Regions from separate parts of the Homo sapiens genome. Here region 1 is linked to region 2. Evidence: chromatin contacts called from ENCODE Hi-C or POLR2A ChIA-PET data. All regions are on one chromosome and are shown on one strand. Each heading gives the region's core, a stretch centred on a gene start or an enhancer-like site at or near the end of the contact. The rest is flanking DNA. Distances are from core to core; before and after follow the strand shown.

Evidence for each region. A loop is a pair of places that touch in the nucleus more often than their neighbours do. ChIA-PET counts read pairs that join two places held with the same protein, here RNA polymerase II (POLR2A). Pooled maps may share reads with other maps.
Region 1: a pooled map shows a loop between it and region 2 (4-fold over the local background). The contact joins the promoter of RPS18 here to the promoter of DDX39B-AS1 in region 2. A Hi-C loop is called at or near these places in 1 of 37 single-sample maps with no recorded cell type and 5 of 50 pooled maps. POLR2A ChIA-PET finds 5 or more read pairs at or near these places in 2 of 52 experiments (B cell and MCF 10A).

The regions. Positions count from the first base shown.
Region 1 is chr6:33,270,784-33,277,370 of GRCh38, forward strand. It overlaps RPS18 (ribosomal protein S18), which reads left to right and starts at 1,292. Exons shown (of 6, transcript NM_022551.3): 1 at 1,292-1,339; 2 at 1,845-1,943; 3 at 5,014-5,100; 4 at 5,182-5,283; 5 at 5,393-5,484; 6 at 5,608-5,728. The coding sequence starts at 1,337. The coding sequence ends at 5,683. VPS52 (VPS52 subunit of GARP complex) reads right to left here and starts at 1,093. Exons shown (of 20, transcript NM_022553.6): 1 at 803-1,093. The coding sequence starts at 892. B3GALT4 (beta-1,3-galactosyltransferase 4) reads left to right here and starts at 6,340. Exons shown (of 1, transcript NM_003782.4): 1 at 6,340-6,587. RefSeq lists an enhancer at 5,738-6,470.
Region 2 is chr6:31,540,994-31,546,080 of GRCh38, forward strand. DDX39B-AS1 (DDX39B antisense RNA 1) reads left to right here and starts at 1,311. Exons shown (of 2, transcript NR_133675.1): 1 at 1,311-1,403; 2 at 1,716-2,145. DDX39B (DExD-box helicase 39B) reads right to left here and starts at 1,010. Exons shown (of 11, transcript NM_004640.7): 1 at 957-1,010. It overlaps ATP6V1G2-DDX39B (ATP6V1G2-DDX39B readthrough (NMD candidate)), which reads right to left. Exons shown (of 13, transcript NR_037853.1): 3 at 957-1,155. It overlaps SNORD84 (small nucleolar RNA, C/D box 84), which reads right to left and starts at 185; the gene lies at 108-185. It also overlaps ATP6V1G2. RefSeq lists enhancers at 440-1,639, 517-1,438 and a silencer at 752-1,667.

The DNA of each region.
Region 1 (6,587 bases), core at 42-2,541, 1.7 Mb after region 2:
ACTAAAAAATACAAAAAATTAGCCGGGCGCGGTGGCGGGCGCCTGTAGTCCCAGCTACTTGGGAGGTTGAGGCAGGAGAATGGCGTGAACCCGGAAGGTGGAGCTTGCAGTGAGCCAAGATCGCGCCACTGCACTCCAGCCTGGGCGACAGAGCAAGACTCCGTCTCAAAAAAAAAAAAAAAAAAAAAAAAGTGCAGTGGAGATGACCGAATGAGGAAAGCTAGGAATTGCAGAGGATAGAGCAGAACTTGCACTTAAATTTAAGACCCTCAGACTCCTGCCATCTTGGGTGTTCTATCACACCTCTGGGGAACCCCAGGCTTTCTAGAAATGTCAAAACACATAGTGTTTACCTGCATGCCAGGTGCAATCTTACACATATTCATCTAATCCTAACGACGATGTATACAATAGGTTCTATCTTCCTCACCTTAAAGGTGTGAGAAATGATGGCACAGAGAAGCTGGTTAACTTGCCCAAGGGCACACAGCGTGTAAGTGGCAGAGATAGAACTCAGGCAGTCTGGCTTCAGAGGCCATGTTCTTAACCTTTACACTATACTACTTCGTGACTCTACCCCAAAATGTGGAGTGAAGTTGAAATTTTGTGCCCCAGAACATGAGTTTCAGCCACTAGGGTCCCGCTCAGGGTCGGGTCTGATCACAGGGAAGGGTACGGGGAGCCAAACAGGTAATATCACGGGTAGCAGCCAAGTTCCCACCCTTGTGCCTAAACCCAGCTCAGGTCTTTCTGAAGCTAGGAGCACCGGAACTACGGAGGAGAAACAGCTCCGCGCTCTCACCAGCGGGCCCTCTTCCTCCTCCATATCTGAGGTCCCAGCCCGCAACACCAGTTCCCGGGCCGCAGCCGCCATGGTCGCAGCGGCGGCCATTCCCCGCAGCCTCACTTCCGGCAACTGTCAGTCCCGGCGAGTCCGTTCCCCGGAGTGGAGCTACAAGTCCCAAAGGGTCTTCCTCAGCGCGAAATCGTTCCCAGATATTTGAGTTAAGTTGTTTGACTCCAGCTGTCCCCTTTCAGCTCTAACCACTTCACCCAACTGCAAATGGAAATATGGAAGTCTGAAACACAAACTAGCCCCGGAACCTTCGCTGTTCTCTTACCTATGAACCTTACGAACTGTAAAGAAAGGCGCACCGGAAGTTGTGGTACCCAAGCCATACTCTCATAAATCCAGCCAGGTCGCGCTGAAACAGTTTCCGGAAGCACTTCTCCTAGATCGCACCGCCTCTTCCTCCTGGAAGCTATATAATGATATCGCGTCACTTCCGCTCTCTCTTCCACAGGAGGCCTACACGCCGCCGCTTGTGCTGCAGCCATGGTAAGACTGGAATCCGTGCCGTGATCCAGCGGCATCGCAGCTCGGGCAAGGAAAGCCGGCTGTCAGGGTTCTGGAAACGTCCTGCCCTGAGGGCCTGCGACTTTCTGTATGGAGCCTTGGATCGCGTCCCTGGAAAGGGACACCAAAGATTTCCAATTCCGGAGAGCGGGCCCGAGGAAGGGTCACTGCTCGGGCGCACGAAAGCTGTCTAAGGCTTGGGCGTATATGGGGAACTCTGGCTTTTGCCACGCACTTTTGGGAATGGGCAGGAGACCTGCTTCCTCTCTCCAGAGGTTGCATTTTCCCAAGCTTGAACGCTTCATGTGCCTACTCTGCAGGACTGAGGAGTTTGCTCTGTGGTGTGAAAACCTAAGGAATGGGGGGCGGGTGTCTTGCCACTTGTGTGACAGGCTTAACCTTTTTGTATGAAGTTCGTTTGCCTTATCGGCCTTACTGTTTGATAGTTTACTGTGTCTGATTTCTTCCCCCGTACTTTTTCAACTAGTCTCTAGTGATCCCTGAAAAGTTCCAGCATATTTTGCGAGTACTCAACACCAACATCGATGGGCGGCGGAAAATAGCCTTTGCCATCACTGCCATTAAGGTAAGTGAAGTAGGGTAAGGAATAGGGAATGTAAATGAGAATTGGGTTGTGAAGACATAAGCAAAAATGAAGCAAGGCTGGGGAGACTTGAGTCTCATCCAGATCACCTTGACTGCTGGATTAAGAAAAGAAAGTGGTTTAGGGAGAGACTGACCCCTTTAGCATTTACCACAGAAAATAAGTGATTAAAGCCAAGATAGTGGTCTAAGGTCAAGCCAAAACATTTCACCTGGGGAAGTGGGGAGGAGGTATGGTTGCTCACCCGAATTCGCTAAGATTTTCCTGAACCACGAGCTTGTGAGATTTCTTCTAGATTCGGTTTCTTTACCCATCCCACCATCATAACAGCAACCCTTCCTGCGAAATTTATATTCCCTGAGAATTGGAGGATTATTGGGCATCTTGAGGGATAAGTAGAAATACCAACAGATAAAAAGTGTGAAGAAGCCTGTAGATGGAGGGTGGAAGAAGTCTGAGTGGGACATTTACTCAGATGAGCCATAATTGACACTCCTTTCCTGTCGAAGTGTGAAGGAGTACATCCATCTTTCTTTGGCTTTTAAGAATCGAATCAATGAATGCAAGAATATTATTTCACTTGAGTATTTCTCTCCACAAACCTAATGAATTCTTGGCTTTCTAGATACATAACGTTCTTTTTTTTTCCCTTAAGTCAGAATGTGTAGTTAGTTGTGGAAATAGCCTACCAGTATGTGTCCATGCGTGCAGGGCTAGGCCTGTCTTCTTGGCTTCTGTTGCATGGTAGGTACTTAGGCGACGTTAGGGAATGGATAGTAGTAGGGATACTGTTGGCTCTGTTGAGGAATTTGTAGAGGGAAATTCCTTCTGTTGGGTGCTCTGTGAAACTAATAAGGCAGTGTGAAATACTGTACTTATTTCAGAGACCGGCTGTGAGGCTTAAGTAGAGGTGCAGCATTCATAAGTGTAATAGAGAATAACCTTCATGGATGTATCTAACTAAAAATTAGAAATCTTATTTCATCTATATCTCTTCCCACACCCATTTTGAAGTAAATCTTTTCACTTGTAAACATATAATTAAATTTGAGGCTTAGTGCAGTGGCTCACTCGGAGGCTGAAGTGGGCGGATCCCCTGAGGTCAGGAGTTCGAGACCAGCCTGGTCAACATGGTGAAACCTCGTCATTTAATTAATAAATTTGAAAGACCCTGCTCTCTTCTGAATCAACCTAATAATTTGACCCTTGGTCATGTTTATTTATTTATCCCGAGACAGAGTCTCACCCCGTCACCCAGGCCGGAGTGCAATGGTGCAATCTTATCTCACTGCAACCTCAGCCTCCCAAGTAGCTGAGATTACAGGCACACGCCCAGCTAATTTTTGTATTTTTAGAAGAGATGGGGTTTCACCATGTTGGTCAAACTGGTCTTAAACTTCTGACCTCAGGTGATCCACCCACCTCAGCCTCCCAAAGTGCTGGGATTATAGGCGTGAGCCACTGCACCCAGCCACATTTATTTTTTGAGACTGTCGCCCAGGCTGGAGTGGCGGAATCACTCTTCACTGCAGCCTCGACCTCCAGGGCTCAAGTCAATCCTCCTACCTCAACTTTCCAAGTAGTTGGGGCTACAGGTGTGCACCACCACATCTGGCTAATCTGGATCTTGCTGTGTTGTCCAGGCTGGTCTTGAACTCCTGGGCTCAGTGATCCTCCAGCCTCAGCCTCCTAAAGTGCTGGGATTACAGGCATATAGGCATGAGCCACGGTGAAGCCAACCCTTGATCTCTTTCTTGCAGATAGGAACTGCCATTTGTTTTAGTTTCCTGGAGCCTACTGTAACAAGTTCATATAAACTAAGCAGAAAATTACTCTTGGCGCTGGAGGCACTTAAGAATCCTACCTTGCCTCTTCCTGTCTTCTGGTGGTTGTCAGTAATCCTTAGTGTTCCTTGGCTTGTAGCTGCATTACTCCAATCTGTTGCTGTCATCTCATGGTCCTCTTCGTGTCTCTCTCATGATTTGTCATTGGATCTAGAGCCCACCCTAATCAAATATAACGTCATTTTACCTAATTATTTCCGTAACGACCTTATTTCCAAATAGGGCCACATTCTGATGTTCTAGTTGGACAAAATGAGGGGCAGGGCTCAGTATTCAGTTCCTCCTTCACTCTCCAAATCACTTTGGTTCATGAGTTCAGATGGCATGGGTGCTAGTGCTGGTGTTGATGTGATGCTACCAATGTAAGCATTAGTTTCTTTTTATAATAACTTGGGCAGTCAGTTCTGGGCACTGACAAAATTGAGTTTGTGATCTTGGAATACTTTGATTATGGGGATACAGTGATTTGCCTAAATAATTGTGACCCTTAGAGATTCTGAGGAACTGACAGCCCAATACCTTAATCAAAGCCTGTAACTCATAAGACCCTGGTTTACTGCATCAGCTTGGAGTGGCAGGCCCCTTGTTCTCCTAAATGCAAGAATCAGAAGGCACTTAGTGACAACTACATATGCTGAGCAATGGGGGAAAAAAAAGATACTGCCTGCTTTCAAAGGGTTGTCTGTAATACTAAATTCTGTGTTCATGATTCAGTCATACCCCTGAACAAAGTTACTTTTTTCTTTTTTTGAGACGGGGTCTCACTGTCGCCCAGGTTAGAGTGTGGTTGCGTGATCTTGGCTTGCTGCAACCTCCACCTCCTAGGTTCAAGCTATTCTGCTGCAGCCTCCCAAGTAGCTGGGATTACAGGCACCTGCCACCATGCTCAGCAACTTTTCTTGTATTTTTAGTAGAGACAGGGTTTCACCATGTTGGCCAGGCTGGTTTTGAACTCCTGCCCTCAATGTCATCTGCCCACTTGGGCCTCCCAAAGTGCTGGGATTACAGGCGTGAGCCACTGCGACCGGCCCAAAGTTAACCTTCTGTCGAACGGTTTATATCTGGAAAGGTGGGTGAGGAAAGGGTGACCTAGGGGATTGCAAAATAGATTATTGCAGATCCTACCTTTGTGAGCTTTTTGAATGAGGCTATAAAGGAATTTAAAAATCAGATTCAACACTAATTCCGAAACCCCTCACTTCATTCAGGGTGTGGGCCGAAGATATGCTCATGTGGTGTTGAGGAAAGCAGACATTGACCTCACCAAGAGGGCGGGAGAACTCACTGAGGATGAGGTGAGGACAAGGAAGGGGGCTGGGGGTGGGGTCAGCCTCAGAAAGGGGTCCATCTAGATCTGACCTTGGTCTGCCTGCCAGGTGGAACGTGTGATCACCATTATGCAGAATCCACGCCAGTACAAGATCCCAGACTGGTTCTTGAACAGACAGAAGGATGTAAAGGATGGAAAATACAGCCAGGTGTGTACTGAAATGAGGGCAGGATTAGAGGAAGGGTGGAGGGTCCTAACAGAATTGGGCATAGGAGGTCAGGGGATAAAACATCCCTTGCCCCCTCCTCTGAATCCAGGTCCTAGCCAATGGTCTGGACAACAAGCTCCGTGAAGACCTGGAGCGACTGAAGAAGATTCGGGCCCATAGAGGGCTGCGTCACTTCTGGGGGTGAGTGGGGGGTCTCATCTCCCTGCCTACCTCGACTCAGCATTCCTCCTACTCGCTCTTCTTTTTCCCCAACCTTTTGTTTCTGCTGTGCATGACCTGTGACTCTTCTCTTTTTACCTGCAGCCTTCGTGTCCGAGGCCAGCACACCAAGACCACTGGCCGCCGTGGCCGCACCGTGGGTGTGTCCAAGAAGAAATAAGTCTGTAGGCCTTGTCTGTTAATAAATAGTTTATATACCTATGGCTTCCTGTCCTTTCTGTCCATTCTAATAGGGAATGTTAAAGTGCTGGGTCCTTTTTCCATTTAGAGCTGCCCTACTCAGTTGCCCACACAGTGCTATTAGTTTTAGCAGTGGTGATGCTGCAGACCCCCCAGTCTCCCTATATGTAGCTAGTGATGTCCCTCTCTGTAAAGAGAAATGTGAGGGTAAAACAGTTCAGCCTTGAGGGGCTGACCCAGACCAGTTTAGAGACCAACACCCTGGGGTTGGTGTGCAGCATCATTGTGGAGTGGGTTAGCTGAGCCTAGCCAGTTGCAGTTAAGGTGAGTTTGCAGGTCTTGGTCACTCTGGGTTTTTTTGTTTTTGTTTTTGTTTTCTTTTAAGGGGTCATCTAGTCATAAGGGAAAATCCTTCGGGCTGTGACCGAAGCAACAAAGGCAAAAACGCGGACGTTGGTTATGAAGGGTGTGGTCTCCCTGGTGGAGTACGTCGGTGGGTTGGGATGGGGAGCGGCTGGACAGACCGGTCTCACTCCGTTTGGTGCCACTCCACCCGCCCGGGTTTCCGCGCCCTGCCGCGCTGCTCCGACGCCGCTTCCGGCGGGGATGGGAGCGCGCAACGCGGAAGCGGGCGGCAGACCGGCCGCCGGGGCGAGGCGGGGGAGGGGCCGTGAGTGCCGCAGTCGGCCAGCCATGGAGCGGAGCTTGCTGGCGGCGAGGCCGCGGCGACAAGGTAGCCACCCCCGCAGCATGCCTCGACCGCGGTCCGCAGCTGCACCGCCTCTCCCCGCCCCCCAGGGTGCGCTGGTCCCGGTCGCGCGCTCAGACCTCCGCATCCCGGGCGTGGTCGGTTAAGTCCCCGGCCGTGACCCAGGCCCGGGGAG
Region 2 (5,087 bases), core at 61-2,560:
CTTAGTAAAGTGGAAAATGGAGATGACAAGTAGAGTCCTGAAAAGTCCTCAAAGGAAGACTCCGCTTTCCCTATTATAATCCCACCGTTATGGATGCCTAACTCAGCAGCCATCAGTCAAGGGTGATAGATGAGGGTCATCACTGCGCAAAGCGCTCACCTTTCGAAAAGAAAACATCATATGGCCGCCGTCCACCTCCCATAGCTCTCAGCCTCCCACTTCTCAGTATCCTCCCTTCCGCTGTTTAAGCAAGCCTTGTGTAATTAGCATGGGGGGGAGGGGCGGTGCAAGACAAATGGCTCGGCCACAAAAAAACAAAATTCATGTCTCCACCCTACAATAAGAAAGCTAATAGGTGACAGAGAAAGGCAATCCCCGCCCAGGCTTTAACAGGATCTTTACCAAGTGGTCTCACATCACTGTTACGCTACGAAGGTGAGACTCCTTTTGGAGAAACATACAATGACACCAATCGTATCGTAAACACTTGGAAGGCACTCCAAATTAAGTTGGGCAAGTCAAGGTGAGAAAAATCCAACTGGGCCCAGAAACCAGCTCCTCCTCCCAGTCCCACCGAGGGCCGAGAAAGAGCTCAAGAAAGGACAAGGAAGGTGAGAAGAGCCCCGCCCTCCGCAAATACCAAGACCAAGGGACGCCGAGCGCCGCCTCTCATTGATGCTGAGGCCTCCAATATGAGAAGAACCCATTGGAAGAAGGGAGCAAAACGAACACAATGGCGCCGAGGACACCATCTTGGATTGGGTCCCCCCTTAGCTTCCCTTCCTTCCCCCAGGAGCTCTTTGCTCTCGAAAGGGATGCAAGCTAAGGAAATAGCGAACCAACTAGGCCCCAGCGACCAGACCATCGCCTGTGAAAAGGGTATCAGGAACCCATGTGACGGGATGGGTGCGGAGAAGCGCAGATGGAAACGGATTGTAGCGAAGGCCAAAGCTTACCTAAACAGGGAGAGCGCGTATGGCGGCAGCAACAGCGACGAAGGAGGGAAATCTGCCTTCACTTCCGGTTGCAGGCTTCCCTCTACTCCAGCCTCCCGCCTTCTTGGCTGCAAGAGCGCAGGCGCAAGGGACCGGAAACAGGGCCTTCCGCGGTTATACAGATCCGTGCGCTCCAGGCTTGCCTTTGGAAAATGCCTGTCTGAAATTTGTTTTAAAACCGTTTCTAACTTCACTGCTACCGCCAGTAACAAAAGATATAAAGGAAACTAACGTCTCCCCCCCACTGTTATCTTTATTCTCTTATCCTACTCCTCTCCATGCCCCTCATCTCTTCGTTTAGGTTTTTGCCACGCAGGTCTTCTCTGTAGGCACCCCTCCATGGATGCGCGAGGAACGAGTGTGGCGAAGGCTGCGAGTTCCCACGGGGTCCTTGGCCCGGTAGTGAAGGTGACCTGAGGACTGCTGGGCACGCACTAGGAACCGGCAGGCCCTAGCTGAGGGGAGGGAGGAGGGAAGTCTCAGGGAACTGGATTGCTCGGGGGTGTTTCCCGACTCTTTCCCAGTCGTGGGGCTGGTGGGCGGTATTTTCCCAAAAGGATGCTGTCCGAGGTAGCTGATGCCCTAGGGCCAGTGAGTCAGGAAGGTGTTCTGAATCCGAGCGGGAAGACGGGGTCTGGATTCGGCCCCAAGTGTTAATAGTAGGGCTTGAGGGTTATACTACATTCCATTAATACTGTTTTTGTTTTTGTTTTGAGACAGAGTCTCGCCCTGTCGCCCAGGCGGGAGTGCAATGTCCTGATCTCGGCTCACTGCAACCGCTGCTTCCCGGGTTCAAGCGATTCTCCTGCCTCAGCCTCCCGAGTAGCTAGGATTACAGGCGCCCGCCACCACGCCCAGCAAATTTTTGTTTTTTTAGTAGAGACGGGGCTTCACCCATGTATGACCTCAGGTGATCCACCCACTTCGGCCTCCCAGAGTGCTGGGATTACAGGCGTGAGCCACCGCGCCCGGCCCATTAATACTGTTAATTCGAGCAGAATGTTCTTGGCCCCGCCCCAACAGCCCCATTGTTCAACCTGGATTTTTTTCCTGAATGAAACATTTGCTATCCCCGTCTTTGAGATGGGGAGCTACAAAAGTAAGACCTGATGTCCTGCTGTGTAATAAAACAACAAACGTTTGGCCCTCTCCCTGTTAACATACTTAATCATTTAATACTAAGGAGTAGGTACCGTTATTCTCATCTTATTGACAGAAGCGAAGCAAAGCAACATATCTCAAGCAGTACGGCTGGTGAGGTTACAGCCAGGATGCAAACATCTCTCATTCTCTATTGTATTCTGCCTCCCTGCTCAAAGAATCTGGTTAGTAAATACACTGCAGGTTACCTTATTGGTTCAAATTCTTGGTGAAGTAAGCTTGTCTTCAGTGACAAATGAAGTAACTAATTCAAGAATGGTGTCATAGAAGGTATTTTCCCAAGTATCATTTAATTTATTCAAAAGTATTTATCAACTGCCTCCCTTGTGCCACATGTTGTCCTAGGATCTGGGGACACAACGGTGAACAGCCCTGTTCTCACAGTGTTTACATTACAGGAAAGAAAACACATAAACACAAATATAATGTCAAGTATCGATAAGTGGTCAGGGTGCAGTGGCTCAGGCCTGTAACCCAACCCTTGAGGAAGCCGAGCCCGAAGGATTGCTTGAGCCCAGGAGTTTCAGACCAGCCTGGGCAAGTGAGACCCCATCTCTACAAAAAATTTTAAAATTAGCAAGGCATAGTGGCACTCGCCCGTAATCCCAGCTACTCAGGAGGCTGAAGTGGGAGGATCATTTGAGTCCAGGGGGTCAAGGCTGCCGTGAGCTGGAACTCCAGCCTGGGCAACACAGCAGGACCTTGTCTCAAAAAACCAGTAGCAGTAAGTGCTATGAAGAAAATGCAAGGTAAAGGGGCAAAGAGCACTTGCTCCTACACTCCAGCTTTTCTCTACAGTTGCGATCTATAGTCCTCAGATTCCCAAATGAGGAACCATGTTTCTCACTTTAGAGAAATAATAAAGTACTACTTGTTCTTGTTTCTCCAAGAAGTTTCAAAGGATAGCCATTTGGGCTGTTTAGGGAATATGTAAACAAAAAACAAGAAAGTGACTGAAGGCCAGGCACAGTGGCTCACACCTCTAATCTCAGCACTTTGGGAGGCCAAGGCAGGTGGATCACTTGAGGTCAGGAGTTTGAGACCAGCCTGACCAACATGGCGAAACCCCATCTCTACTAAAAATACAAAAAATAGCCAGGCGTGGTGGCACACACCCATAATTCCAGCAACTTGGGAGGCTGAGGCAGGAGAATCGCTTGAACCTGGGAGGCAGAGGTTGCAATGAGCTGAGATCACGCCATTGTATTCCAGCCTGGGCAACAAGAGCAAAACTCCATCTCAAAAAAAAAAAAAACAAAGTGACTGAAAATGAGAAATGATGAGGCAAAAGGAGGCTGCTTCAACTCACCAATTTATTTGCCAATAATTATTTTATTGATACTTTTTTTATTGTTACAATGGGAAAGTAAGGTGTCAAGGATATAGAAAGGAAGGGCATGCATATGAGGGAACACAGTATCATTTTAGATCTTAGAAAGCAATGAGCATCTGATAAGTCTTTGGGGAAATAGGAAAGGAGGAAAATCTAATAAAGACAAAGATCAGCAAAAGAAAAACAAAGAGAGGCTACAAAATGCAGTTATCTACCTGGAATTATAAGAGAGGGGCTAAATGTAGTCATCTCCTCTTTTTGGAGATCAGAAGGTCTCTGGGAAAAGAGAAGAACCAATTTTTCAGAAAATAACTAGGGTCACAGAATGAACAAGTGGAATTAGAGAGCCAGTGATGGACGTGAGGAAACAGCTGTGTAGGTTTTGACCAGTGAGCAGGTGGTGGTAATAGTATCACAGGGTTGCTACTTACTGAATCACTGCTACAACATGCAAGGAACTGTGCTAGACTTTACAGAATGATTCCTAATCATTGAAGCAACCCTCACAAGGTAGGCATTATTATCATCCCAGTTTCACAGAGGAGGACATCGAGGCTACCAAGTTAAGTAGCTTGTCCTGGTTTCACAGCCAGCAAGTGACAGGGTCAAGAGAGGGACCCACATCGGCCAGACACTGAAGTCAGGATGTTTTCCACATTCCTACTTCCCCATATTACAAATTTCACAGAGGGTTTAGGTGAGAATGACTTGGAAGTTTACAAAGTCCCAGTGAGGGTTAAAGAACAACAAGGAGATTCAGATGTGAGCAGGATATTTATAAGTGTCACAGGAAAATTATTGGATCCTGCCTCCCAGGATTTCTAGGGGATGGAAAGAAGACAGGGATTATGGTGGGAGGTGATTTTGATTGGAGGATTTCTTTGAGGGAGGGAACTGGCAGAAGGAGTCAGGCCCTACGGTGGCCCTAGGCAGAAATCCGGTAGTTGGGGTGGACCTGGGGCCTGACGTCGCAGACCATGCCAAGAAGCTGGGCCAGGACACGCTCTCGGTTTCTCTGCTGGGAGCTCTGCATGCCCTGCACCTGGCGCCTTGTAGCCTGCTCCACCTCAGCAGACAGGTTCCCCTGGGAGCCCATGGCCTGGGGGGTAGGGAGAGGGGTGGAAGAGAGAAAGGGAAAAGCAGAAACAGACAAGGGTCCAGGCATATGAGGGGAAAGATCCTGAAACAAAGCCTAGAAGAAAGGCCCTCTCAGAAACCACCCCCATCCCACAGAAATATCCCAACACCAAAGAGATCAACACAGTCCCCTTTCCCCTTAGACCTAACATGCAACTTCATCCTAAAACAGACCGTAATATCCCCACCACCTCACCATCCATGACCATAAAACTCTACCCTCCACCACAAATGTTAATCATACTCCACATAGATGTTATACTTTACACAGACTGTGGCATTCCGCCCACAAGCTCTATGTGGCCTTCAAAACTCCCAGACTCTCCTACATATCATCACAAAGTTTCACCAATGTTGTGGTCCCTGCCAGGGTCCCCTCAGCCTCAGCCCTCTGCCACCATATTTTCTTGTTGAGTCACCCTTACACACCTCACTAGATGCACCCACCAACTTGCAGTGGG